Regions from separate parts of the Mus musculus genome. Here region 2 is linked to region 1. Evidence: chromatin contacts called from ENCODE POLR2A ChIA-PET data. All regions are on one chromosome and are shown on one strand. The core of a region is the stretch at or near the end of the contact, and the rest is flanking DNA. Distances in the headings are between cores, read along the strand shown. Region 1 holds the start of Cyth2 (cytohesin 2). Region 2 holds the start of Syngr4 (synaptogyrin 4).

The links. ChIA-PET counts read pairs that join two places held with the same protein, here RNA polymerase II (POLR2A).
Region 2: POLR2A ChIA-PET joins it to region 1 with 34 read pairs in Patski. The contact joins the promoter of Syngr4 here to the promoter of Cyth2 in region 1. POLR2A ChIA-PET finds 5 or more read pairs at or near these places in 2 of 5 experiments (Patski and embryonic stem cell).

The regions. Positions count from the first base shown.
Region 1 is chr7:45,811,880-45,817,081 of GRCm38, forward strand. It overlaps Cyth2 (cytohesin 2), which reads right to left and starts at 2,437. Exons shown (of 13, transcript NM_011181.3): 1 at 2,219-2,437; 2 at 1,130-1,277; 3 at 968-1,034; 4 at 301-419. The coding sequence starts at 2,237. It overlaps Kcnj14 (potassium inwardly-rectifying channel, subfamily J, member 14), which reads right to left. Exons shown (of 3, transcript NM_145963.2): 3 at 4,588-5,202.
Region 2 is chr7:45,893,495-45,898,826 of GRCm38, forward strand. It overlaps Syngr4 (synaptogyrin 4), which reads right to left and starts at 3,217. Exons shown (of 5, transcript NM_021482.2): 1 at 3,114-3,217; 2 at 2,197-2,397. The coding sequence starts at 2,289. It overlaps Tmem143 (transmembrane protein 143), which reads left to right and starts at 3,575. Exons shown (of 8, transcript NM_144801.2): 1 at 3,575-3,607; 2 at 3,941-4,172. The coding sequence starts at 3,585.

The DNA.
Region 1 (5,202 bases), core at 1,187-3,686:
CTTACTCACTTATCTACAGAGGGTTTCTATATACTTGTGACTCTGGCCCATGGCTCCAGACTTCCAGACAATCCACTTGTGAATACATGGTTAAGCCACTGACTTTCAGGCTTCAACAGTAACCACAAACATAAATGGTGCCCTGACTTACTGGATGTCTTCAGGCACCACTTCCCAATACTCTCAAGCTCCCACCAGAGCCAGTCAGTCCAGTGTATCCACCCAGTGGAGGCCACAGACCTGCTCTACCCCATGAGGTGCTAATGAGAGTGGGCGCACGGTCCAGGCCTGGCAGCTCACCTTTCCCCTAGGTAGTCCCCAATGGCTGTCTTGTTCAGCCCCTCGCCCTTGTACAGGAAGCGGGCAATTTCCTCAGGCGTGTTCTGCAGAAGTTCATGCTCCACCAAGAATTGGATCCCCTAGAGGAAGGGGGCCAGATGTGTGCCCAGGGCAGAGGTTCCTGCTCCCCACGGACCTCAGCATCCAAGCCCCCTCACCCTAACAGCATAATCACCTACACAGAGCTCTGCAGGCACCATCCCTAACCCAGGCCCTCAGCCTCTAAGGCTAATTCCAGCATGTCCAACCGGGTCTGCAAGGAGTAGGTTTGAAGGATAACTGGATACTCTACACACTACAATAAAGAAATGAAGCAGGTACCAGACACCTGTCCATCAAGCCATGAACATGGAATCCCTTCCTGGCTCTTCCTGTGTCGGGAAAACCCCTCTCTTACTGCCCTATCTCACCCTGAACTGTTAGCACTTCTATCTAGGGGATGCCTAGGCTATGACAGGGTCTTAGGATTCACAGCATTGCAAAGCACAGGGCCAGGCCCTCACTACACAGATAATCATGGAACAGATGTGTAGAGATCCAGAGTCTGCTGTCTAAAGGCTACCTATTGTCTTAACACTTCTAGAACCAGGGATATGAAAACCATGCCAGAGTCATCTTCCCCGCTAACCTTTTTGGGGTCCATGTTGAATTTCTTCCTGCCCATTGCCATCTTCCGGTTCCGCTGCAAGGTCTTACTGCAAAAGCAGGGTGGGGAGCAGCCAAGGGCCGATGCTTGAGCATCCAGGGCCCTGGCTAAGCCCCATGTCCCATGAGTGCCCACAGGCCTCACCTGCCCTCATTGGCCTCCAGACCCTCCACCTCGCTCATAGCTTCACTTAGCTCTTCTCGCAGGCGCTGGATCTCCACCAGCAGCTCCTGCTTGCGCCGCCGGATGTTCTCCAACTCCATGCGCTCCTCTGGAGTCAAGTCTGGGGGCTCTGGGGACCAGGGTCAAGAAATTAGTTCTGGGGGTCAGGACTCCTGCATCCTGAGAAAGGATTTGGGCTGGGGGCCTGGATTCCTGTCCAGAAGAGGAATGGGTACCAGAAGTCTGAGGAGAGGGAGTAAAACTGAGTCCTGAGTTTGTGTCAGAAGTGCCTAGGAATCCCAGCTCATAGGTCTGAGGATGAATTTCTGGGCCAATTACTTGAAAGGCAACCAGTCCCTGGGATTCTGGACCCATCACCACAATTAGAAACTCCTGAGTCTGAATTTTAGATGCTTTATTTGGAAGCCCTGGCTCCTTGGTCCCAACACAGTAGAACAGGATGCTTGGATATTGGAAACATTACTTGGAAGGACACAGGGCCTTGGACTCATGGCTTCATCATCAAAAGGGCTTTGGGGTCCTAGATCTCGGATGCAAATCTTGGAAAGACACCAGGACTCTGGCTTCTGGATCCACCACTGTAGGGATCCTAGCATGAACCTGGGGTGCATTTCTCGTAAGGGGGCCAGATTCTGGCTCCATCATGATGGGAAAGTTGGGGGTCCTGAATCTTGGGTGCATTTCTTGGAAAAGAAACGAGGTTCTGGTTCCGCCATAGCGGACAACGTGGCCTGGATCTGGGGTACACAGTAGAAACAAGCTACGGCAGCAGGACCCTGGGTCAGGGTCGGAAAGGACGGCGTTAAGCCTAGGTCCGCAGGAAGAAAGCCAGGCCGCCGCTCCCGCGGGTGTACGCCCCGCCCCGCTGCGCGCCCCGCCCCGCCCGCCGTCGCCGGAAGCGGGCTCGGCCCAAACAATGGCCCGGGACCCCCGGCTCTCGACCGCGCCGGAAGCCCGTCCCGCGCGCTGAAAGAAGCCTCGCCACTGCCCTGCTGTCCGCGGCGGGGCTCGGGAGCCGCTCCGCCCGCCCGCCCGCCTCGCCCGGCCTACCGTAGACACCGTCCTCCATGGCGGCTAGGAAGGCCCGCGGGGAGTCCGGGGCGGTTCCGCCGGCTGGGCCTGCGTCCGCGTCGGCCCGCGGGCTCGAGTGAGCCCGCTCAAACGCCCCAGGAGCCACCGCCGCCTCCTCAGCGCCCGTCCTCAGCGCCGAAAAGACTCTCCCTTCACGGCCCAACCGCCCGGCCGGTGGGGCCCGCCCCTTGCTTTGACACCACCCAATCTGCTGCGGGTCTCCCAGAATGCTCCGCCCCCTAGCCCCACAGGATCATTTCCAGGACCAATAGGCACACAAGAAGGAGATGCAGGCACGTACAGCTGGCGATAGACTGCTAGCCTGACCAATCGGACTGTGGGTAGTGTGCTCGGTCCCGCCCCCGAAACAAAGGAAAATCCTTGGCAGCTTTATCCTCCAATAAGAAAATTGATAAAGAAGTGACCAGGAGGTGTGGCTTCATGGAGAGGGGAGATTGCGCCTGCGCACAAGCCAGACTAGCGGTACTTAACCCTCCACCCCCCCCCAACAGGCATTCGTTGTTAGGGGGCGGTGCTTTGTTAGTTTTGTTGTCAAGGGCGGGGTCTCAACCTTGGGTTGCAGCTCGAGCCACACCTCCTGGCCCTCCACGCTAGCTTTTGACCGCAGTGGTTGCCAAGCAACTGCGAGCCACACAGGTCGGTCTTTTTGCCTCCTTTCTCAGGGTAATTCTCTGCAGGTCGCTATCTCTGAACCCTTTTCATACCTCTACATGAGACTTTCCTACATACCTCAAATCTCCTCAGAATCAAAGGATGGTAAATAAAAGCATTCTTTCTTCCAAATGTTATGGTATTGGGTACCGTGAATGCGCGGTGACTCTTCCTCCTAAACTCTCCCTCTTAGCTTCCTCTTCCTAAAATCCTGCCTTCCCCAGGCATTCTCCCAAGACACCCCTTTTTCCTCAGAATCTTCTGCCTGGCACTCTGTCAACTCTCCAAGACCCTGTGCTTAAAGTCCTCCTTCCACCCAACCTTTTCAGTTCCCACACTCCTGCCCCCCCCCCTTTTTTTTTTCTTTTCGAGACAGGGTTTCTCTGTCCTGGAATTCACCCTGTAGACCAGGCTGCCCTCGAACTCAGAAGTCCTCCTACTTCTGCCTCCTAAATGCTGGGATTAAAAGGCGTGCGCTACCACTGCTCGGCTCACTGCTCTTCTTAAACTCATTCCTCCACACATTATTCTCCTCTTTACAGGGAAAGCAGTGAGGGGCCTGTGTGATGGGGAACTCCGGCACACTTGTAAATCCCAGGCCCATGATGGGGCTTCCAGGTCTTGTCCTCATTTGTGTCCCTGAGCTGCTCAGGTGGGGGCGGATTCTGGGCCAGGACTTGGGTAAGCCTCTGGATTAGTCACGGAGCCTCCTAATCCCCTCTGTGACCTTTACGACTGGCGTGACCCATGCCTTCTCTTCTGGAGACCCTGGGTACACCAGTTCTACCCAGTTCTCTCTTTTCATTAGAATCCCATGTCCCTGCCTGTTCAGCCCAACCAACTTAGCATCCTTCTCCGCCATGGTCTCCTTTGTTCCCAGTCCCTGCCCTGGACTTGGAGGTGGGAGAGCTGCCAGCTAATTAATCCTGTCCGGTTATTAACTGGGGATTCTGAAGGATAAAGCAAGATGAGAACCAGAGGAGGGCATGGGTGGACTCAGCACTCAGGCAAGCCAGTGCCAGCGATGGTGCTGGCTCCCAGTAGGGAACATGAGTGAGGACACCTCTGCTTTCTGGCAACTCCCCTGAGGCTGGCCCTCAGCCTGCTGAGCACTTAGGCGGCTGCACCAATGGGTAAAGGCCAAGAACAGAGACCCACAATTTCAGAAATACAGGTACCCTGCCAGAGCTCCGGGGCCTTCATACAGTGACAGGGTTCCCCCTGTGAACACCTCCACTTCTCACAGTGGATATACCCTAGAGACAACTGCTGCCTCTCCCATCCCCAGCCCCTAAGCTGGAGCAGGGAAATGGTGACACTGGCCCCTGGTGATAGCCCATGCTTTTTGCTCGTTCTGAATCTAAGTACATGGATCCAGCCATCAAGTCAGTGTCCCCTCCACTACCCCTGGAAGGCTGTTTCAGCATGAGGGTAGGGAGAGGAAATCTCAGGACCTACACTGTATCTTAGCCTCTGTAGGGTGAAGGACCACCCTGCCAGGAGAACTGTGGCTGTTGTTACAGGGAAAACAGAAGCATCACGAGGAGAGATTTGCCTAAAGTCCTGAAGTTACTTGTAGCTGCTGGGATCTAAATGAAGTGAGCCTTCCCGGATCTCTGCAGGACTCCAATTAGCTTGGGGCTTTTCACATCTTACTACAGAACAAACAGAAAAGATAGAGATCTGTATTTATATCATATATAATACACATCTGTATAATATCTGTGAGAAAGAGACACACATCACTAGGTATAGTAATCCAGGATATTTTAGGCTTGCCGGCCTCAGCCTCTTCCTTCCCTTTTCCATTCGTTAGCTCTGTGATCGTCCAGGCTCTTGCTTGCAAGCTCCACCCAGAGCAGTGTCTACCTCCTAGAGCTGTCAGGCTGTCCATCTGAAGGTGACTAGGACTTCTAGGCTTTGGGACAGGACAGCGCTGGTCTCTGGAGTTTTGATTCCTTTTGGCATTACAGAACCATAGCAAGCCAGCCAAGGTCATGGAGGTCCCCAGCCCTGCTAGGCAGAGCGGAGCCAGCAAATCACAGACAGCTAGGATCCCACCCGGACTCTGATCAGCCCTGAACCACAGAACCTGATTCCTTTGGATGCTCTAAGAATGGCACTTCAAACAAAAACAAAATTCACCCTGTGGATCATGGAGAAGCCAGACCTACCTACCCCCTCTAGCCGGACCCTACACAGCCAGTCCTCCAGAGTCCTCCGGGATCTGGAACCTTCGTGTGTCAGCTTAGTCCTTCCACACTCAGAAACCTACCAATGTTTTGTGTATT
Region 2 (5,332 bases), core at 1,967-4,466, 82 kb after region 1:
TCCCTCCAATGGACACATGGCTAGGATGGACCTCAAAGCCAGTCCTGTCTGGACTCTGTTCGAGAGGACAGAGAGAAGACACTCTGGCCTGGGAACCCGAGGAAAGACTTTGGCGTTTAACCCATGGAGGAGGAGATGAATGCTGACTTCCTAGAGACTCTCTGTGAAGAACCAGGTCAGAGGGTTGCTCCTGCTCCCACAGCCCTATCTGATCTCACCATTGCCTCAGTTGTCAGTTCTGTTCAGGGGTAACAGCACAACTAGTACAGGCTGGCTGAGCATGGTAGCTCATACCTATAATCTCAGCACTCAGGGAGGCTCAAGCAGGAGGATCATTGTGAATCCAAGGCTCACTTGGGCTAGGCTACAAATTAAGACCCTGCCTCAAACAACAAAGACAAACAAAAGACAGCAGAGACATAAAGCAGGGTGTGCACTAGTTCAGTGGTTAGGGTCACTGTGAGTGGTGGTTTGGAGTTCAGTGGTTAGGGACACTGTGAGTGGTGGTTGGATGAGAATGACCCCCACAGGCTCAGGTGCTCAGGTTGTTGGTTTTGTTCTGTGTTTGTTTTGAGGCAGGGTCTTTCTGTGTATTTTTGGCTGCTTTGGAGCTTGCTATATAGACCAGGCAGGCTTCAAACTCAGGCAGATCCTTCTGCTTCTGCCTCTATAGTGCTAGGATTGAAGGTGTGTGGCACCACACCTTGACCAGGCTCATATATTTGAATGCTTGGTCCTCAGTTGGTGAAACTGTTTGGTAAAGATGAGGGGTGTGGCCTTTTGGAAGGAAGTGTGTCACTAGGGGTGAAGTTTTGAGTTTTCAAGTGCCCATGCTACCCCAGTTCTCTCTCTCTCTCTCTCTCTCTCTCTCTCTCTCTCTCTCTCTCTCTCTCTCTCTCTCTCTCTTCCTCTCTTCAACTTGCAGATAAGAGGTAAGTTCTCAGCCACTTCTCCAGCACCATGCTTGTCTGCCTGCTGCCTTGCTCCCTGCCATGATGGTCATGGACTCCCCCTTTGAAACGACAAGCAAGCCCCCAATTAAATGCCTTCGTTTCTGAGTTGCCTCGGTCATGGCATCTCTTCACAGCAATAGAAAAGAAACTAAGACTCACAACAGACTCCAACGCCAGTTCCAGGTGACCTGAGCCCCTATGGCCTCCACCACCACCTGCATGCCTGTGGCGCACATAAACTCATGAAGCCACATATATATGCTTCTAAAATCTTTAAAAGGAGAAGGAGGCAGTGTGGGTCGCAGCCCATAGACACAGATGGCCCTTGTACTGATGTTCAGAGAGAGGCAGTGGCTGGCTGGTTCTATTCCAAGGTTACATAGCACCAGTGGGCTGAATGGGGACTTTGCTCTCAGTGTCCAGATCCCTTGGGAAGATGGTAGTGATGCACAGAAAGCATCGGCATCACGCCTGGCACAGTGATGACTCACATCTGCTCCCTGAGTCTGGTGCTTGTGGTCCTCCCAGATCTATGCTTTTTTAAAAAAATAGATCTAGTCCCTGTTCACCCCTCCCCTACCTGAGAAATAGAAAATGGATGGGTCCTAGCATCTCCTAGAACCGAGTGGTGCTTCCCCCCTTTTGTGTTAACCTTAATGGATGCTGTCCCATGGAACTTCCTGGCATGGTGAAGTGGCCTGAATCTATGCTGTCCAACTGGAGACTCATAAGGCACCTTTGGCAACTAAGCCCCTGAAATATGGCCACCATGATTGCAGAGCAGCCCATTTGAATCCCATTTGATGAGTTGGAATTGGAGTAGCACCCGTGGCTTGTGGCTACTCCACTGGACAAGCAGTCTTCAAACACTGATGCCATTTATCAAAATTATGGGGTTTTTTGGGGGGGTGGCTTTACTTTTCTTCGCCTTTGAAAGGGTTCTTTTTCACTTTTTCCATTTTCTTACACTGTAACCCAGGCTGGCCTCAAACCTATGTCAATCCTCCTACCTCAGTCTTTTATGTGCTGGTGTGACAGATTTGAGAGGCCCTTTGAGGAGCCCCAGGTTTGAGGGGCTCTTTCTTGTGATGACTCGGTTGATGCTGACAGTGGCTAGTGACCAGATACTCAGTAAAAGGTGGCTTCAGTTTTGGGCTCCTGTCTGCTTCTCTCCCTCTCTGACCACACTGACCCCTTGCCCTCTTCCTGGATGTCGCCTGTGTCCTGACCCCTGGGGTCTCACCCCTCCGAAGATCCTTGAGATGCTCTTTGGTCTCCTCAGAAAGCGCACAGTCTCATTGTCTGCCAGGTCGTGGAGGCTTTCAGGGAGGTGCATAGTGGCTGCTCTTCTTTGGGTGTCCCGGGAGGTAGGGGCAGGGGTGTTGGGTGCTGCTTTCTGGGCACCACTTCCTGTGTGCCTCAGACCCACCTCAAGGCTCAGCTACTGCAAGAAAAGAGGAATGGGAATGTCAGAGTAAAAGTGCTGGGAGTGGGGAGTACTGGCCCTTCCTTTGTGGGGATGGATAGGCTGAGGGGCTGTTAGGAGCCCTAGGAACAGAGGGGGTGGGCTGAAGGGGCTGGCTGCTCCCGTTTTCAGTTGTCAGGAATATGGGGTGAGAAACTGCTGGGTGGTCTTAGGTGCTGGAGATGAGACATGATAGGGTATGTGGGAGGTTCTGGAAATGGGAGCACGGCTGGAAGGCTGCTTCGGGGTTCCAGAAGTTGGAAATGTAGGCTGATGGGCTATTGGAGGTTTCAGGTGCTGATAAGGGGCCAGAGGGTTCTGAGGGCCCTAGATTTTGGGAATACAGGATGAGGGTGATAAGGGGTGGCAGGTCTGCTGGGCCCTCAGAGTGGGGTCAATAGGGGGACTGTAGACTGGTCCTTGAGGGAATGCAGCTACCCTAGGTATAGAAGACCACGTAGAGCCCAGCAATATTTGAGGTGTTCCCTAACTTGGGTCATTTTCCGTAACACCAGGCTTGCTTAGGCTTCAGCTCTGTTTCAGGATGACATATTGTCTTAAGACTGAAGCCTCAGAAACCAGCTGCCACTCGGTATGAGAGTCATGGCAACCTCCTTAGACTAGGGGCTTCCCTTCTAAGGACCTGGGGGCGGAAGTGCTGAGACCCCAAGGGGACGCTGGCTGAAGAGAACCACCTCTTCTCCGAGGGCCGAGGACCTGCGTTCCTCTTCTGCCTGCCTGGCTTCCTCTCCTGGTCCCGGGAGCCACCTCTAGCCTCTTTTTGGTTCCTCTTTTTCCCGCCTTTTCTGTCCTCTACAGATGATTGGCTGCAGCCAAGTCCCGCCCCTTTCCTTTCCGCCTATCCGAACTGACTATGGAAAGGGCGTGGTCTCGGCGGACGTTGGGCGGGTCGCCGTTGGCCGGGCGCGCGCGAGGGCCCGACCCAGCTCCAAATAGCGGACCACACGTCTTCAGCGCGTGCGCATTACCTTTAAAAAAAAAAAAAAAAAAAAAAAAAAAAAAGGACTAGCGATGAGGCATGCGCAGTTGAGATAAAGGCTATTAAATGGTTTCAAGCGGCTCAGGCTGTGCGCATGCGCCTTACTGCTTGCTGAAGCCAATCCTCTGGGCCTAGGACCTCTTACTGCACATGCGCAGAAGGCTCAATGACAGTCGCGCGTTGGTTAAGGTGAGGGCAGGGTGGGGGATTGCATGGCCCAGGAAGGACGGCCCAGCACCCGCTATTAACTTTTCCTAGTTTTTCAACACTCCTGAGCTCCACCTCATTGTTTAAGCTTCTCAGAGACCATTTGTACCGCTTCAGGGTCCCTGGGCCTGCAAGATACTCCAAACTACGACCTCTGACCCTATTCCGGAGCCAACCTAAATGTGCAGTGTAGAAGGAACCGGAAAGGGATTAGAGGGAGGGAGACTGGCCAGGAACTGTCCCCGAAGGGAGGGGTGTGTGGAGGTACTACCTCCAACTGACCTTTGACATCCCCCTTCATTTGCTTATGTTTAGGCTCTGGGAAAGGGGGCAGGCCATGTTGCATGTGACCTGGGGGTCCAAGGTCCGACTATGGTCCCTGGTGCCTGCTCTCCTCGGGACTCCCCGAGCTCTGTCGTCCCTGGAGAACAGGATGGGGGTGTACCGCAAGATGTGGAACCCCAAGGAGCCCTGCGACTGGGCCCAGCAGTACCGCGAGCGCTTCATTCCATTCTCCAAGGAGCAGCTGCTCCGCCTCCTGATACAGGTACCGCCCATCAGTGGTCTAAGGACCTAGAGACTACAGTTTCCAGCCGACCTCGCGACTGCACCACTATACCTGCTTTTGAGGTCTGCGCTAGCGCCCTCCTGGGAGTGTAGTTTCTGGTCCCTTTGGCGTTCCTAGTGGGTTCGAGAAAGTTGGAATGCAGGGGCTAGAAAGAACTCCAAGATGAGATGCCTAAAGATCTCTGGACTTGGGCTTCTTCTGGGGCCTTGAACAGGCACACTGGGACATAAGTTTTTCCCTTGAAATAGATGTAACTATCATCCTCATAATTCCTTTCTAGTACATAATAAATTTGTATCTGCAAAGCCATAATGATAATTATTATCACACCTTGAGCTCTTTATTCCGTGGCACCGTGCTAAGTGTTTGTAATGTATAGAGCCATCAGAACAACCCTGTGAGAGGCCACCATTATCCCATTTTACAGGTTTAAAGGCAGTGACCCATCCAAAGCTACAGTGAGTGGCCCATGCTTGCTTGACTCTAGAGTGCGCCCCTTACTTCACCCCTGATCTATTCCATAGCTTGAGCTCTCAGCCCTCCATCACTGTCAGATGATCATTAGTATAATAGTGATTTACTGAACACCTGCTGTGTCTACCAAGTCCCGTGCTAGATTTTATGCCCACATGCATACGTACAAGCACAAACAATCTCATCAAAAACTCCCCCTAGTGGCTGGAGAGATGGCTCAGTGGTTAAGAGCACTGACTGCTCTTCCAGAGGACCTGAGTTCAATTCTCAGCAACCACATGATGGCTCACAACCATCTGTAATGGGATCCGATGCCTTCTTCTGGTGTGTCTGAAGTCAGCAACAATGTACTGATATAAATAAAAATAATTTAAAAAAATTCCTCTAGTCAGCCTGAGAAGATGGCTTACCAGTTAGAAGCATTTGTTACTCTTGCAGAGGACCCAGGATCTGCTTCTAGTACCCACATGATAACTCACAACCACCCATAGCTCTAGTTCCAGGGGATCAGCCAGTGCCGCCTTCTGACCATTGCTGGCACATATGTGGTGCACATACATGCAATCAAAACACACATATATGTAAACACGCGATAAATTAGATTCTCTCTGGAGTCAGATGAGCCCATCATGACCCTCAGAAATGGCTTCACTGAACCTCAGTTT